2 separate regions of the Homo sapiens genome follow, and region 2 is linked to region 1. Evidence: read pairs that join two places in POLR2A ChIA-PET (ENCODE). Cell type or tissue: IMR-90. All regions are shown on one strand. Each heading gives the region's core, and the rest is flanking DNA. Links, peaks and the distances in the headings are about the cores only. Region 1 has its middle 31 kb from the start of ZRANB1. Region 2 holds the start of MIR4296 (microRNA 4296).

Region 1 (8,441 bases), core at 305-8,304:
TCGCTTGAGTTGTAGTTTATTTTGGGAAGGAAATGGGATATCACTGGGATAAAGTTTATTATCTCCTTCCTCAGTTGAGTAAATAGTGAATATCACGTACCAATGAATAAGAAGCCTACAAAGGTAAGACACATCTTAGTGAGGAAACTACAGCATAGAGAAAAGAGTAAGACAGAAATAACCGTAATTATGGCCAGGCACGGTGGCTCACCCTTGTAATCCCAGCAGTTTGGAAGGCCGAGGTGGGTGGATCACCTGAAGTCAGGAGTTTGAGACCAGCCTGACCAACATGGTGAAACCCCATCTCTACTAAATACAAAAAATTAGCCGGTCGTCGTGGTGCATGCCTGTAGTCCCAACTAGTTGGGAGACTGAGGCAGGAGAACCTCTTGAACTCCGGAGGCGGAGGTTGCAGTGAGCTGAGATTGTGTCATTGCACTCCAGCCTGAGCAACAAGAGCAAAACTCCGTCTCAAAAAAAAAAAAAAAAGAAAGAAAGAAAGACCTGTAATTATAGGTCGGGCACGGTGGCTCACGCCTATTATCCCAACAGTTTGGGAGGCCGAGGCAGGCAGATCACCTGAGGTCGTCGGGAGTTTGAGACCAGCCTGGCCGACATGGTGAAACCTTGTCTCTACTAAAAATACAAAAATTAGCCGGACATGGTGGCACGTGCCTTTAACCCCAGCTACGTGGGAGGCTGAGGCACGAGAATCATTTGAACCCAGGAGGCAGAGGTTGCAGTGAGCCGAGACCGTGTCATTGCACTCCAGCCTAGGCAACAGAGTGAGACTCTGTCTAAAAAAACAAACAAACAAACAAATAAAAAAATAGAAAGAGAGAGAGAGAGACAGATGTCCTATCGAAACAATCCCTAAGAGGGGGGCCTGGGCATGGATATGTTTTGTTTGATTTATTTTTTATTTTTATTTATTTATTTTTTTTTTTTTTTTTGAGACAGAGTCTCACTCCGTCACCCAGGCTGGAGTGCAGTAGCACGAACCTGGCTCACTGCAAGCTCTACCTCCCGGGTTCACGCCATTCTCCTGCCTCAGCCTCCTGAGTAGCTGGGACTACAGGCGCCCGCCACCATGCCCGGCTAATTTTTTTTTGTATTTTTTAGTAGAGACGGGGTTTCACCATATTAGCCAGGATGGTCTTGATCTCCTGACCTCATGATCCACCTGCCTTGGCCTCCCAAAGTGCTGGGATTACAGGCATGAGCCACCGCGCCCGGCCTGTGGATGTGTTTTAAACCCACTCCCCAGGTACCTGAAACGTGCAGCCAGTATTGAGAACTACCGACAAAACAGTCCTCAAACCCCAAAAGATTGCAGATATGGAAATTAATGCCTAAAGATGTTAAGTGACTTAACAAGAGCTAGACCAATTAACTCTGCAATTCGAACAGGAACACATAACTCTTTATTTCTTTTATTTTTTTATTTTTGTGAAAACAAGATCTCACTCTGTTACCCAGGCTGGAGTGCAGTGGTGCAATCATAGCACACTGCAGCCTCAAACTCCTGGGCTCAAGTGATCCTCCCACCTTGGCTTTCCCAGTAGCTAGGACTACAGGCATGCACCACCATACCTGGCTAATTTTTAAATTTTTAGTAGAGACAAAGTCTTTGTTGCCCAGGCTTATCTTGAACTGCTGGATTCAAACGATCCTCCTGCCTCTGCCTCCCAAAATGCTAGGATTACAGGCACATACCACCATGCCCAGCAGAACACAGAACTCTTGATTCCATGGTCAAATGTTCCACTATATTTGAATTAAAAAGATATCATCAATAAATACAGCAGAGGGCATTGTCACAGTTACAGAACGGTGGCTGTTTGGCACACCTACCGAATTGACATTCTACTTATGTTTATCTGGACTCTGAGAAATATTTCATTTGGAAAAAGTATCCACTGTCTTTTTGGGGTTTTTAATTTCCTTTTCTTAGAAACCTTATATTAGGCTGGGTGCAGTGGCTCATGCCTCTAATCCTAGTACTTTGGGAGGCCAAGGCAGGAGAATTGCTTGAGCCTGCGAGGTCCAGGCTGCAGTGAGCCATGATGGCACTACTGCACTACACCCTGGACAACAGAGCAGGACCCTATCTCAAAAAAAAAAAAAACCTTTGTAGTAAAGGGTAGAGACAGTATAGTTTTGTTGATAGTTTGTTCTGGCTTTCATTTCAGTTTTTCCCAAACTAACTGTAGAGTTCATAAATCCATATTGCATTTTTGTGAAAGTTTTGCATGCAAAATTGTGGATCTGTAGTTCCATTAACAGTAGAAAGCCATAAAGAGGTTTTGAGCAGGAAGGTGCCAGTATTGGAGCTGCCCACCTTTACCTGGAATGTCTGTGAGACAAATGAGGGCAGAAGTAGAAACAGGGGCAGAGAAGAGACAAGGACCTAAAACCAAAGTAGCTGTGGGAATGGAAAGGAGGGCCAAGAGTGAAATGGGAGACAGTGCAATGTTCAGAATTTGCCAGTGACTAACTCTGAGGCAGAAGAAAGAATCAAAAGTCAGAGAGTGGGCCAGGAGCAGTGGCTCATGCCTGTAATTCTAGCACTTGGGAAGGCCAAGGTGGAAGATCGCTTGAGGCCAGGAATTCAAGACCAAACTGGGCAACATAATGAGACCCCATTGCTACAAAAAATAATTTTTAACCTGCCAGGCTCAGTGGCTCACACCTGTTGTCCTGGCTACTCAGGAGACTGAGGAGGGAGAATTGCTTGAGCCCAGGAGTTCAAGGCTGCAGTGAGCTATAATCATGCCACTGCACTCCAGCTTGGGCAAGAGAGCAAGATCCTGTCACCAAAAAAAAAAAAAAAAAAAAAGTCCGTGAACTCTGAGTGACGGCAGTATGTGCAACAGTGGGACACGCAAGAGAGGAACTGGGTCAGAGGAGATGTGGACCCTTGAATCAGGAGATCCTGGACTCAGGAGGAAGGGAATGGCTGGTGGGGGAAATGCTGGTCTGAAATGTGTAGGGCAATCCTGGAGATCAACATCAGGGAGCTCTCTATGTAGAATTTAGTATGGAAGCCACAGGAGTGGGGAAGAAAGAACTACCGAAGGAAAAAAAAAGAGGAGTGGTCAGAAAGGTAGGAGATGAAGCTGGTAGTACGGTGTTCTGGAAGCCGAGGGTACAGTGAGCCTGAAGCACATGGTAATAAAAATTGTCAGATGCTACAGATTTCGAGCATTAGAACGGAGGAAAGGCCACTGGATCTGACAAACAAGAGACTCAGTGACCTTCTAGAGAACAGTTCTCAGTAGGATGGTAGGGAGAGAAGCCAAGTTTCAAAAGCTGAAGCCATGTGATTATAAACCACAAGTCCAAGACGTCTGGCAGTGAAAGGAAAGCAGGAGATATAAGACTAGATTAGGGCAGTAACAAAAATAAGGGAAAGGTTTTGTTTTCTTTTAGGTATTTATTTTAAAGAATGGGCATCTCTGAGCACTTTTATAAATGGAGGAGAGATGTAGAGGGGGTAAAAGGACTGAAATCCAGAAGGGAGGTAAAATTCAGAGCACAGTGATTTGTGTTGGCAAGCAAGAAAGCCCTATCTTCCTCAGAAACGAGGAGAGGAAGCTGTGAAAAACAGCTCTAGGGAGGTTTTGGTGGGTGAGACAGAGGTGATGGAGTGGAGTTCAAACCCTTTCTCCTCCTTGGTGAATCAAGCACAGAGTCTCCTGCTGAGGGTTGCTCTGGAAACTGGAGGAGATTCGGGACAATAGTTAGAGGGAAGCAAATCAAGAAGAATGAAAAAAGAAGAGCGACAAGAAACTGCTTTCTCCAAAAAGTCTTGGCAGTCCATAATCAGGCCTAGGACGGAAAGATCAGGCTGAGGCTGTGGAGCCCCCCGCAGAGGTGGACATATGCAGCTAAGGGAAATCGAAGGCGCTCTGCTAAAGGAAATGGTAACGGATCCAGCTTACTCAGGGTCTTTGAGGGATCTGTGCTTTTAAGTAGAAAGTGTTATAAAATGGGTGTTCCCCTCAAAAGAAATGTTAGAAATGTTCAGTTGTTACAAGAACATGTTCTCAGACGCGTTGCAGAAAATGTCATTTGTATAAACTGCAACGTATCTTCCATTCTCTGTGTATGATCAACATGATTCCCAAGTGGAAAAAACATCTTAACAGTAGAAAATGCAATGTAACAGGCTAGGTGCGGTGGCTCACTCCTGTAATCCCAGCATTTTGGGAGGCCCGGGTAGGTGGATCACCTGAGGTTAGGAGTTCGAGACCAGCCTGGTCTACATGGCAAAACCCCATGTCTACTAAAAATACAAAAAATTAGCCAGTCGTGGTGGTGGGTGCCTGTAATCCCAGCTACTCGGGTGACCGAGGCAAGAGAATTGCTTGAACCCGGGAGGCAGACGTTGCAGTGAGCCAAGATCACGCCATTGCACTCCAGCCTGGGCGACAGAGCAAGACTCTGTCTCAAAAAAAAAAAAAAAGGAAGAAAGAAAGGGAGGGAGGGAGGGAGGAAGGAAGGAAGGAAAGAAAGGAAATAAACGTATTTAATAATGTTGCCTAATCTGTATGCATGCAGTACAGGACACAGTTTTGTGGAACATAGTACCATCCTGTGACCTTCCTCTATGTCCACCACAAATCTGCCTGAAAAAAAAAATCTCTCCTGAGAGGACCAGATATGCTTGTGAAGCATCAGAGAAAATACAGCTTGTTTGACATTTCAAAATCCTGGTCTGTGCTAGGACTGGTCTCATCTTGATGGGTATAAATTTGTGCTTATAGGAACACAGTCACTCTATATCCAGACTAAGAAATTTTTGTAGATTTTTCAACTAAGTATCCCTGTAAGCTAGACTTACGGAATTAGGAAAAAAAAATGTTGAAGTTGTATTGAGTCTCTTTTTTTTTTTTTTTTTTTTTTTTTGAGACAGGGTCTCACTCTGTCGTCAAGGCTGTAGTGCAGTGTTGTGATCATAGCTCACCGCAGCCTCAACCTCCCAGGCTCAGCCTCCTGGGTAGCTGGGACTATAGACACGCACCACCACACCTGGCCAATTTTTTTATTTTTTATAGAGTCAGGGTTTCGCCATGTTATCCAGGCTGGTCTCAAACTCCTGGGCTCAAGTGATCCTCCAGTCTCCCAAAGTGTTGGGATTATAGGCGTGAGCCACTAAACCCAGCCAGTACTATGTCTTTTTTTTTTTTTTTTTTTTTTTGAGACGGAGTTTCGCTCTTGTTGCCCAGGCTGGAGTGCAATGGCACAATCTCGGCTCACTGCAACCTCCGCCTCCCGGGTTCAAGCGATTCTCCTCCCTCAGCCTCCCGAGTAGCTGGGATCACAGGCTGGTATTACAGGTGTGAGCCACCGCGCCTGGCTGTTGTATCTTTTTAAGAAGTTTGGAAACATCAAGTATCTGAAACAACTTCGCTTGTGATCTTATCTGGGGAAGTTTTGTAAGAGGCAAAGCTGTGAGCAGAGAGAGCATGAACTTTGGAGTCAAACAGCCCTGAGTTGAAATCCTGCTGTCCTCTCTGAGTGCCAGTGTCCTCAGTGTCCTCATCTGAAAAATTCTGGGTGATATTTCCCTGGCAGTTACTGAGGGTCCAAAGAGACAAGAGCTGAAAGGCCTGGCAATACTCTTAAGTGTTTGATAAATGTTGGTTTCCTCGCTCTGCATTTCATTTAATCCAGGTAACATTTACTGAGGAATGACCCCATATCAGGTACTGTGCTGAGAACAGCAATTCAGAGACAGGTAAGGCTGTATCTACAACAGGGGCCAACAGTCCAGTGGAGGACAATCCCTAACTTAGGGTCTCCATGCCCTGGAGGGGCCCATGAACTTGGATGGAAAGAAAATACATCTTTATTTCTTCTAACTTTTAACTGAAATGCAGTATTTATAACAATTGTCAGTGTAGTCAACATACTATGGTAGTATTAATACATCTATGGCCCTGACACCAGTAGAAATCATAGATTTTTTTAGATCATATTACATTATTGAGTAGGTTACTAAAGAAGTACTTCAGGCCAGGCATGGTGGTTCACGCCTGTAATCCCAGTACTTTGGGAGGCTGAGACAGGAGGATCACTTGAGGTCAGGAGTTCAAGACCAGCCTGGCCAGCATGGTGAAACCCCATCTCTACTGAAAATACAAAAATTAGCCGGGTGTGCTGGCGCATGCCTGTGATCTCAGCTACTCAGAAGGCTGAGGCAAGAGAATCGTTTGAATCCAGGAGGTGGAGGTTGCAGTGAGTCAAGATCACGCCACTGCACTCTGGCCTGGGCAACAGAGCGAGACTCCGTCTCAGAAAAAAAAAGTACTTCAATTGGACTGAGCGTGGTCACTCACGCCTGTACTCCTAGCACTTTGGAAGGCAGAGGCAGGTGGATCACATGAGGTCAGGAATTCGAGACCAGCCTGGCCAACATGGTGAAACCCAGTCTCTACTAAAAAGTCAAAAAAAATTAGCTGGATGTAGTGGTGTGCACCTGTAGTCCTAGCTACATGGGAGGCTGAGGCAGGAGAATCACTTGAACCTGGGAGGTGGAGGCTGCAGTGAGCTGAGATCACGCCACTGCACTCCAGCCTGGGCGACAGAGTGAGACTTTGTCTCAAAAAAAAAAAATGTCTGGGTACAGTGGCTCATGCCTGTAATCCCAGCACTTTGGGAGGCCTAGGCGGGCAGATCACCTGAGGTCGGGAGCTCAAGACCAGCCTGGCCAACATGGTGAAACCCCGTCTCTACTAAAAATACAAAAATTAGCCGGGTGTGGTGGTGCATGCCTGTGATCTCAGCTACTTGGGAGGCTGAGGCAGGAGAATTGTTTGAACCCGGAAGGTGGAGGTTGCAGTGAGTCGAGATCACACCACTGTACTCCAGCCTGGGCAACAGAGCAAGATTCCGTCTCAAAAAAAAGAAAAAAAAAAGTGAGTAAGAAGTACTTCAATTAATATTACAGATTTTTAAAAACATTTTAATAACTATATTTCAATTTAATTGGCTTCCTTGTAATCTCATTTCTGTCATGCATTTAAAAATTATTCTGAACTGGCTGTGACAGAGAAAAGGTGAAGAAACCCTAGTCAAGTTAGTGGAAAATTGAATTTTATGAATGTTTCAGGACAGAGAGGCAAATTCCATATCAAATAATCAAATGAGTAATGTCCCAGCATAGGACACAGAGGAGACAAGCCATGCAGTTCCCTTGGAAAACAGAGATGGGCAGTGACTGTGTTTTGCAGGTGAATATGATTTGCCGAGCAAGGAGGAAGGAGAAAGGCAGACTGGAGACAGTGGGAAAAATGAGTGACTCACTGAGGGGCAAGACATGTCTCAATGAGAACACCTGGAAAGCTGAGAAGCAGGGTTGACATCTGGTCAACCTCAAATATGCTCTAAGTCTAACCCATGTGAACCACCTCAGAGTGGATATTGACCCAGTTTATAGTTTGTATAAGCAAATATCTTCCCATTTCAATGCTGACAGCCGTGTGCAGTGGCTCACACCTGTAATCCCAGCACTTTGGGAGGCCGAGGCAGAATGTTTACTTGAGGCCAGGAGTTCGAGACCAGCTTGGCCAACATGGTGAAACCCCTTCTCTACTAAAAATACAAAAAGTAGCTGGGCATGGTGGCAGGCGCCTGTAATCCCAGCTGCTCTGGAGGCTGAGTCATGAGAATCACTTGAACCTGGGAGGCAGAGGTTGCAGGGAACTGGGATCATGTCACTGCACTCCAGCCTGGGCGACAGAGCAAGACTCTGTCTCAAAAATAAATATATACACACACACACACACACACACACACATATATATATGTATGCTTACAAGGTTACACGTCCACCATCCCAAACACACACACACATACACACCACACACACATATATACACACACACACCACACATACCCACACACACATATATATACACATACATATACATTACACACCCACACTTATACACACACATACCATACACACAGCCTTTTTTTTTTTTTTTTTTTTTTGAGACGGAGTCTCACTCTGTTACCCAGGCTGGAGTGCAATGGTGCAATCTTGGCTCACTGCAACCTCCGCCTCCCAGGTTCAAGCGATTCTCCTGCCTCAGCCTCCTGAGTAGCTGGGATTACAGGCACACGCCACCACGCCTGGCTAATTTTTGTATTTTTAGCAGAGACAGGGTTTCACCATATTGGCCAGGCTGGCCTCAAACTATTGACCTTGGGATCCGGCCACCTCTGCCTCCCAAAGTGCTGGGATTACAGGCGTAAGCCACCGTGCCCGGCTGGCACAGTCTTATACAAGACAAAATGTACTAATCTAGAACCTAAATCTTCATTACATGTTTAATTATACAATACTCGTGGAATTAAAAATATGCTGCCTTTTTGCCAAACACTAAAGTGATGTTAACGAAAAGTAATTCCAAAGTAGTGAAGTTAGGAAT
Region 2 (8,441 bases), core at 155-8,154, 120 kb before region 1:
TACCAGCTTGTTGGATTCAGCTCTTTCTTCCACCTGAAGGCCTTGAACATCTAACACACACAAACACACACACACACACACACACACACACACACACACACACACACACACCCCCTCTAGCTTTGAATTCTCACCATGTTTCTATTCTATCAACTACTTGTAGAATGTTCTGTATTGATATGCAGAGAGCCTGTCAAACTGTTTTTTTCTCCCTCCCCACTGCCTACACCTGACACAGGGACTTCTGCGTCCCTTAGGTTTGTTTTTTTTTTCTTTCTAAATGATTAAAAGCATGAAGCTGCCATGTTCTGCTGTGCTTACCCGGTCTGCTCCCAGGCTTGTAGGAACTTTGTCTTCCTGCTCTTGGTGTCTGGATACACCAGCTCCTTAAAATTCGTCCCCTCCCGCCTGCTACACAATGCCAACATCAAGCCCTGGTCGTGGGTCCCTAGGCTGGAATCAGGCAGGCCTCTCCAGGGTCCCACTCCAGGTACTCCGCTGGAATCTGAGCATCACCCCTGCACAGATACTTGTACAACCTTTCCCTGTTTTCTAAGGCCTGTCCAGCCCCTTCCTCTTTGAAACTTTTCAAAGCAAGAAAAAGTGGCATGGAGCTTGATCCTTCTGTGTGCCCAGAATCTGCCGTGGGGATTCACTCCGCCAGGCTGTGTCTCTACTCGGAGAGCAGGACACAGACAGTCTTTGGGACTCCAGCCAAATGAGCTGGAATAATGGTCTTTCTAGCCAATGTAAAAGCCACATTTTAATTTTTTTAATGTAACTCTTTGAGTTTGCTATTTATAATTGTTCCTTTTTTTTCTGATGCCTGCTATCAAGCAATCCTATAATACCATGTAAGAATTATTACGAAGGAGCCCTCTCGTAACACAGGCTGATCAGAACAAGATTGTGGTCTCCTCATTCTCAAGTATAATGGAGATCTTCCTATCTGTTTAGTCTGCTGACATAATTGACATTGTGAACTGCACCAGCTGGAGGGTTTTAGTACCTACTTTATCGCATTATGCCAGAGCTCCTTTGGTTTGCCCCAAACATCTATTGGTTGGAAATGAGGGCTAGCTAACAATCACTCAGCATTGCAAAGGGAACCCAGAAGAGCATCTTGCAGAGCCCTGGGTTTGTAGAACTTAATAAACCACAATGGCTGTTGTTGGTGGTAACTTTTTGTTAGAGCTGCTTCTTGTGGATTATGATAGAATCAGTCTGTAAACACTGCTCCCCTTTCCTGCGGCTGTTGCGATTGCAACTTGAAAAAAGTATGTGTTTCGTTTTACTGCGTTTTGTTCGAATGTGTTAGAGACGTGGAAAATGGTCCCCCGAGGATGGTATCAGCTGAGTTGTGAGTAGTCCCCTTGTAACATGACTCAGGGAGGGTGCTTCTCCATTTCCTCTGCAAAAATAAAAGGGACCTCCTCTTAAATAAACAAGCTCATGAAACATTCCGCACCTCTGGAATGTTCTCACGACCACAGAGGATAAAAGGAATGAGAACGTTGAGCTGGTTGGGTGGATATGAGGAAAAAGGAGACAAGCTGGTTTCTGTGAAACACATAGATAGTTAGAAAGTCTGGGAATCTCATTCTGCATCACCTTTGTCGCAGGAGGATGAGAAGTCTGAGAAGATGCTGCCGGGGATGAGGTGGAAGGGAGTTTCCCCAGTGGGTCTCTTCTGTGTCGCGGGCTCTTCTGCTCTTCTCAGTGGGTTGAACTTGCCATGGTGGAAGCACATGTCAGTGGGATGTACCCCCAAGAAAGGTCATCCATACGTATAAGGAACAAAGACAGGCGCCTCCAGGGTCAGCAAGGTTACCCAAGTGGTCTAGAAGTCCCTCTGGCTCTTTCCTTCTTCCAGCAGCCTCCTTGCCTGGCAAACACCCATCAGAGCCTCCAGGATGAGAGAGTGACTTTCTCTTTCCCCGAGGAAAGAACATAATCCACAGAGTGTTGACAAATGGTTTTGTTTGGTATTTAAGATTTATTTGTTTTTGTTCTGAGTAGCTGTTTTCTTTTCACCTATCTTTGTACAGATGCATTATAAAATCAGGACTTGTTTTGTTTTTGTTTGTTTTTTTAAAGCACTTTGAGCGCTTCGTAAAGAAACAGAGTTGAAGCCTGCCTATAGGTAGTCCACAAACAGTTCTAATAAATAACTTTAAATAGCCCCAAAATGTGGATTTTAAAAATGGGATTCATAATGTTGCTATACATTATAATTATATGTTGGGATCAGGCAATTATGCACATTTCCAGCAATTATGTGATTAGCTGTAATTACATTAGCTATGTAAATATACAATAGTCAACTAGACATGCCTTAAAACCCCAAAGCACAAATGAACATACCCAAACAATCTTATGCAAAGGTAAAGGTTCAGGAAACAGCCAAGGCAAAGCTTCACAGACAAAAGTGCGGTTCTTTGCAAGGGGTAAAGTTTCATGTTTTGCCTTATCTGTCCCCGGCTTTAAGAGAAACTCAGAGTGGGGGACCCCTCCCCAGGGAACCCCTCACCCCACCTGTTCCTCCACCGACTCTGGGGATGGGGTTCATAGACTGCCCTCCCGTTCTGCAGCTGTGAATCAGGTTCGGTGTTTTATTTCTCTGTTGTTACTCATTTCTCAAGCACAAACATAAGCGTCTCTTTGCACCGGTCAGTTTGGTGATGGGCGGATGTCTTCATACTCACCACTTTTTTCTAATAGCAACATGTTAAGGCCACTTTGCTTTTATTTGGGGGGCCAGGGATGTGTAGTGCAACTGGAGTCTGTGGCTGGGGTTTGGGGGTTCATCACCGTCTTCTAGTTTGGTTCTGCAGCTGCGGTTTTCAGCTCCTGCCCCTACCACAGTGAATCGCGCTGTTTCCCACCGCCTGGTTGGTGGTGCCCTGTCTCCATCGATGATTGAGTTGAAACCTCCCACAGTGTGGCCCGGAGCCCCTGGGCCCAGCTGCCCAGGGCTTTACTCTCAGTGCCTGTCCTCTTGGTCCCGGCACCTTTGGGAAAAGAGCATCTCTAGTTTCAGGCCAAGTCAGTGCCTTGAGGGGAGCAGTGCTTGGGGTGGGCAGGGGGAAGGAGTGCCGCGGGGGGAACAGTGCATCCGTAGTCTCCGTGTTTGGAGGAGGCCCCAGGGTAGCCAGACAGCAGCAGACAGCAGCCCGCACGAATGCGGAGAACCTTCTGCGCGCTTCACACAGCTCAACCTAATTGACAGGTATTTGGGGTGACTGTGAACCAGAACCCCAAGATACATTTTGCTGCCGGCTTCTTGCCCTCTCTCCTTTTCCAGAACGTACAGTGTTAAAGCTGTGAAATGAGACTCCTCTCTGATTGGTTTCTACCACTTGGCTCGCTTGCTACTAAAGCTCAGGCACCTTGGCGTGCGCGCTCGAGGGCGTTCCTCTGTCTCTGTCTCATCTCCATCTACAGAGTGACCTCACGTGCCTTTCTCAGCCCTTCCACATCCAGCAGGAGCCTGGCTGAGCACCCCAGCTGGGCTGTGAAGATGCCGAGAGGGGAGAGCATTCTGGGTGTCCAGCGCTGGGGCACAGTGGGATCCCACACTCCCTGTCCCTCCAGCCTGTTTCTCATCACCTGAGGGTTTTGTTTTCCGTGTTCCGGTTGAAGAGATGTCTGTGCCAGGAGGGTTCCTCCCTTCCCATTTGCAACCTGGGATGGGTGACGCAGATTTATCCGAGACTTGGGAGTGAGGCTGAGAGTCAGTTCTTTCGTATCCTAAGAAAGGCTGACCGTCCCATCAAGGCCCGTGTGCTGAAACTGTCCGTGTGCAGGCTCAGGTGGAGCAGGTCTCTGTCAGGCAGCCATTTGTATTTGGGCGGTGGGTGCTTTGCCTAGCTTAGTGCCTACCATGCCCAGGCTTGCAAATGGGGCTGTTTGGGCTTTGATGTGGGCTCAGGCTCAGAGGGCTGAAGTGGTTGTGGGGAGGGGCTTCTGGGGACTGTGTCCATGTCTCTGTCGTTTTTCCCCATCACACCGTACACTCCCTTGAGGCCAGCCGTCCATCACCATTGAGTCATAGTCGACAGTTTGATTTACAGCCCGGGTGTCAAACAAAATGAAAAGCACGTGATGAATGGAGGGAGCACGTGCTGTGGAGGGAGGGGTGCGCTCCGCTCCGCAGGTCAGGGGCTAAGCGGCCATGCCTTGGCCTGTCTCTACAGGCACATGCATGCCCTGGACTATTTTTGGGGTGCCTTTCTCATCTTGAGGAGTGGCAGGTTTTTTGGACTAAGGACAAAGTGACAGAATTGGACTGAGAAAGGTTCATGGGGGAGGGCTCGCTGAGCCAGCCCTGATTAGGAGCATTGCTCACAAAACCAGAGGAAGGACGGCATCCTGGGACCTTCTGATCGCAGGACAGCCGAGGAGACCTCAAACAGTGGAGTGTGATGGGGCGGGTCACCATGGAGGTGAGGTGGAGACTTTGGGAATCTGCAGGAAAAGCTGCTAAAGAGCAGAAGGGGTGGTGTTCATTGAGCACCTACTGTGCGGAGCGTCTTGTGCCGGGTGCTGTCCAGAGCTGAGCACAGCCTCTTGAGGTTGAGTGTGTTCCATTGCTAGAAATGGGAATCCTGACATGGTCCAAGGTGAGGCCTGTCCTGCATCCCAGCTGGGGTCCCGTTGCACACTTTGGCTCCACCAACACTTTCAAAATGGGCAGTGCAAGAGAATGGGCTTGTTTTTTTTTTTCTTTTGAAACCCCATAATGAGTGGTCTAATTTTCATAATGCAGTTCCCAGGAAGCTTTACAATATAGTTAAGAAATTGAGTCAGAAGCAATGTGCAGGCCTTTGTTTTCACTTACCATGGCTAAATACTGAGAGACATGAGGACTGGGGCTTCTTAGGATGCAGCTAATCTGAAAAAGGCTGGGTTGGTTCAGACACTCGACGTCACTCTCCTGACTTCCTTTGGCGCGTTGCGTGGGTGCCCAAGCCTCCGCGCTCCAGGCCCAGAAATTGGTGAGAGCACTCAGTGTGCAAGCAAGGGTGCACGGTGCACTCAGCCCCTTTGATACCTGAAACGATGTCTGGGCAGTTTTGCTAATTGTTGCTGTGTGCTTGCGTGATTTAGACGAAGGCTGCTTTAAAACCCAGCCAGACTTTGTGTTTGCTATGTAACCAGTGCATTTGGTGTGGCCTCCCACCCTTTGCGTTAGATTAGCCAACTTGGCTACTTTGGGTTGAGGACGTTCGGGGGCAGGGGGTAGGGGGTTGATGAGAGGAAAGACTTTTTTTTTTTTTTTTTTTTTTTTTGAAATGGAGTCTTGCTCTGTTGCCCAGGCTGGAATGCAATGGTTCTGTCTCGGCTCACTGCAACCTGCACCTCCCGGGTTCACGCCATTCTCCTGCCTCAGCCTCCCGAGTAGCTGGGATTACAGGCACCCGCCACCACGCCCGGCTAATTTTTGTATTTTTAGTAGAGACAGGGTTTCGCCATGTTGGCCAGGATGGTCTCCATCTCCTGACATCAGGTGATCCGCCCCACTCAGTCTCCCAAAGTGCTGGGATTACAGGCATGAGCCACGGCACCCGGCCCAAGAAAACTTTTTTAATGGCACAAATTCCACAACACTTAACTTGACAGAAGCAGACAAAAATCCAGCACAGGCTGTCCACATTTAAAAGCAGGAAATGGGTATGCCATAGGCCGATTTTTCTGCCCTGTGTCTGCCAGAAAACCGTGTTACCCGCTAACTTCTGCAGCCTCCCTAGGGAAGCGCTCGCTGTGGGAGACGTAGAGGGCACTGTGGTGGCTCCGTCCTGGGATGCAGCAGGCGCTGAAGAGCCTCCTGAGATGTTATTTCCGCTATCACCTTCAGAGCTGCCCTGGCCCTTTGTGTTGGTGGAGGCAGGATCAGGGAATGGAAGCCCAGGCAGGTGCAGGACCCCCCTGGGGAAGCTGTTCCTTAAGTTCCTTCAGTTGGGAACTTAAGTTGCCTCCTGAGAATGAGCTATTCCCTGAGAAGGCCTTGAGACAAACCTGGCAGCCCACCAAGTGGGCGGGTGACAACACAGTTAAGAGGGACACACCATTGAGCCAAATGGCCCTCATGTTACTGCAACCTTCAGACTCACTGATCCCACCTGTTCTTCTTTTTCTATAAAAGTGAGAATTAGACCCCAGAGTCATGTTTTCTCTCTCATTTCAAGCAGTTTCCTGCATGATTATTCCAATGGGAACATGAAATGCTTGTTGGCAGTTTGTCCAAAGACTGCTCCGTCGGAGGGTACCCACTGATCATCCCCATCCTGGCCTCTCTTCCCAGCTCTTCTGGAACTGTCTGGATCCATCTCTGGAATTGTCTGGATCTCTGTAGGTCTCTGTTGTTAATTGACACCTTGTGTCGCACAGGGACTTCAGAATTGGCTTTGGGTGGACATCGCCTCTCTCCCCGACACAGCTATGTTACACAATCATCTTATTTTTACTTGACATAATTTCTATAGTGAGGGTTTTGGCAGAATTAAAAAATTAAGCCCGTGAGATGTATTACTCTAATGGGTCCCATCTCACTTTTAGTCAACATGAGAATTTTTAAGAAAAGCAGTCCTTTCTAAAAGACTGGAGTGTGGTGTGTGTGTGTGTGTGTGTGTGGTGTTTGTGTAACCAGAGTGTTTGGAAAAGTGAGTCCAGTTACAGGTGTTTTTACCTAGCGCAGGAAAACATCTGTCATAATATTTGTCAAATCTCAGAGCCAAGGCTGTGCGAGTTTGGGTGGTTTCCAAGCAGAACAGGTTGAAAGTTGATAGAAATGGAAGCTGGGCCTCCTGGTTCAATGGGAGGCTGATGCTGCCCCAAAGCGCATCTGCCCACATCTGCCCTGCTCCTGCGATCACCCCTTGGACACCAGCTCAGTAACCTCTCTGAAGAATCATTACTGGTTTCTTAGGCGCTACCGGGTAAACATTCTTCTATAGAGCCCTGTTTACATTTGAGAACTTGCTGAGCTGAAAACCAGATAGCAAAGAAGCTGGTGAGTCAACAGAGCTACCTCACCCTGCTACAAAAAAGACTTGGCATGGGGGATTTTCCCGGAATGCTCCAAGTTTATCCACCCATCTTTGAGGGGTGTGCATGCACCATGAGTGGGGTAGCATAGTACTAACACCACATAAGGTCATGTTGTTCATTACAACAAGGGGAGGAAAGAAATTGGCAAGGTGGCTTAATCCTGAGGCGCTGGCCAGGCGCAGTGGCTCATGCCTGTAATCCCAGCACCTTGGGAGGCTGAGGTGGGTGGATCACCTGAGGTCAGGAGTTTGAGACCAGTCTGGCCAACATGGTGAAGTAGATAGAGTAGAGACATGGTAGGCTCTACTAAAAATATAAAAATTAGCTGGGTGTGGTGGTGCACACCTGTAATCCCAGCTACTTGTGAGGCTGAGGCAGGAGAATTGCTTGAACCCAGGAGGCGGAGACTGCAGTGAGCCGAGATCGCGCCATTGCACTCCAGCCTGAGAAACGAGCAAAACTCGGTCTCAAAAAAAAAAAAAAACTGTGTCTCAAAAAAAAAAAATTTAAAGACTGGTATTTCTCTTTAGAAGATTCTAGTAGAGTGCTAGATTGAGAGAGATGTGAGTGAGGAACAGCACTCGGGTTTAATGCTTGCAGGTATGCATGTTGTCTCATTTTAAAGTGCTTTCAATGTATACAGCCTTTGTAGCTTCCTAATCACCGGCTTTTATTTTTGCTATGAATTCTTTGTCATGGGAATCCTGCAGTTGCAGGGCAGGAACCTACCGTGTTAGTCTGGGATGTTGCTTCTCTGGTACTGTTCCATATGTTTAAGGAAATGTCTTAATACTTCGGGGCACTCCTTTATCTAAATAACTGCTGTTCTTTGCATTATTGCGCCTGAAGTCCTTTGTGGACTCTGAAAGCTTAATCCATGTGAATATGGAAAAGCATCTGCAGGATCTAAGCCTGCTGGAATTAGGCTTTTCATCCTGACATACCTAAAGGAAGATGAGATATTCAGATGCAGCCGCTTCCCAGTTCTGCTTTGCAGTGTAAGGTTTAGTCACCCATCCTCCTGTTCCTGTGACCTCTGTTGCAGTCACTTTAAATCCCAGATTACACACGCCCTTCCCTGGCACTCCCCGGCCCCCCGGCAGCATGAGCCCATCTGTGTTTCACAGTAATAAGGTAAAGAATGCATTTGGGCTTGAGCTCGGAAACCTGTTTGATTCACAACCAAAGAGTCGTCTCAAAGCCAGATCTCAGTATTATCAAAGCATCAGGTTTCAGAGCTGGCCCTTTTTTGGGCTAGGCATCCATGGCCTAGGATCACGTGTGGACCTTTTTCTGTTTATCCATGTTTAATTTGTGTTTAGCTGTGCCATGGATTAACGTTTCATCACGGTGGATTAAGAGTGGACTGACATTGAAGCAGCCTTATTTTG

The links. ChIA-PET counts read pairs that join two places held together with the same protein. Peaks named below come from ENCODE experiments on the same cell type or tissue, not always from the same donor. Only the 100,000 strongest peaks of a DNase experiment are listed, where the experiment ranks them.
Region 2: POLR2A ChIA-PET joins it to region 1 with 6 read pairs; 5 of 35 experiments call an interaction of 5 or more read pairs at or near these places.

What each region holds. Positions count from the first base shown.
Region 1 is chr10:124,906,740-124,915,180 of GRCh38, reverse strand. No RefSeq gene overlaps it. Among named protein-coding and RNA genes, the nearest start is that of ZRANB1, 31 kb to the left of the region's middle. In IMR-90, for the core only: no CTCF peak of the experiment used is centred there; DNase peaks (open chromatin) are centred at 3,320 and 7,350; H3K27ac peaks cover 2,122 bases.
Region 2 is chr10:125,028,339-125,036,779 of GRCh38, reverse strand. The region is part of intron 3 of CTBP2 (C-terminal binding protein 2); the gene reads left to right. MIR4296 (microRNA 4296) reads left to right here and starts at 3,910; the gene lies at 3,910-3,997. In IMR-90, for the core only: no CTCF peak of the experiment used is centred there; DNase peaks (open chromatin) are centred at 1,449 and 6,999; H3K4me3 peaks cover 371 bases; H3K27ac peaks cover 1,463 bases.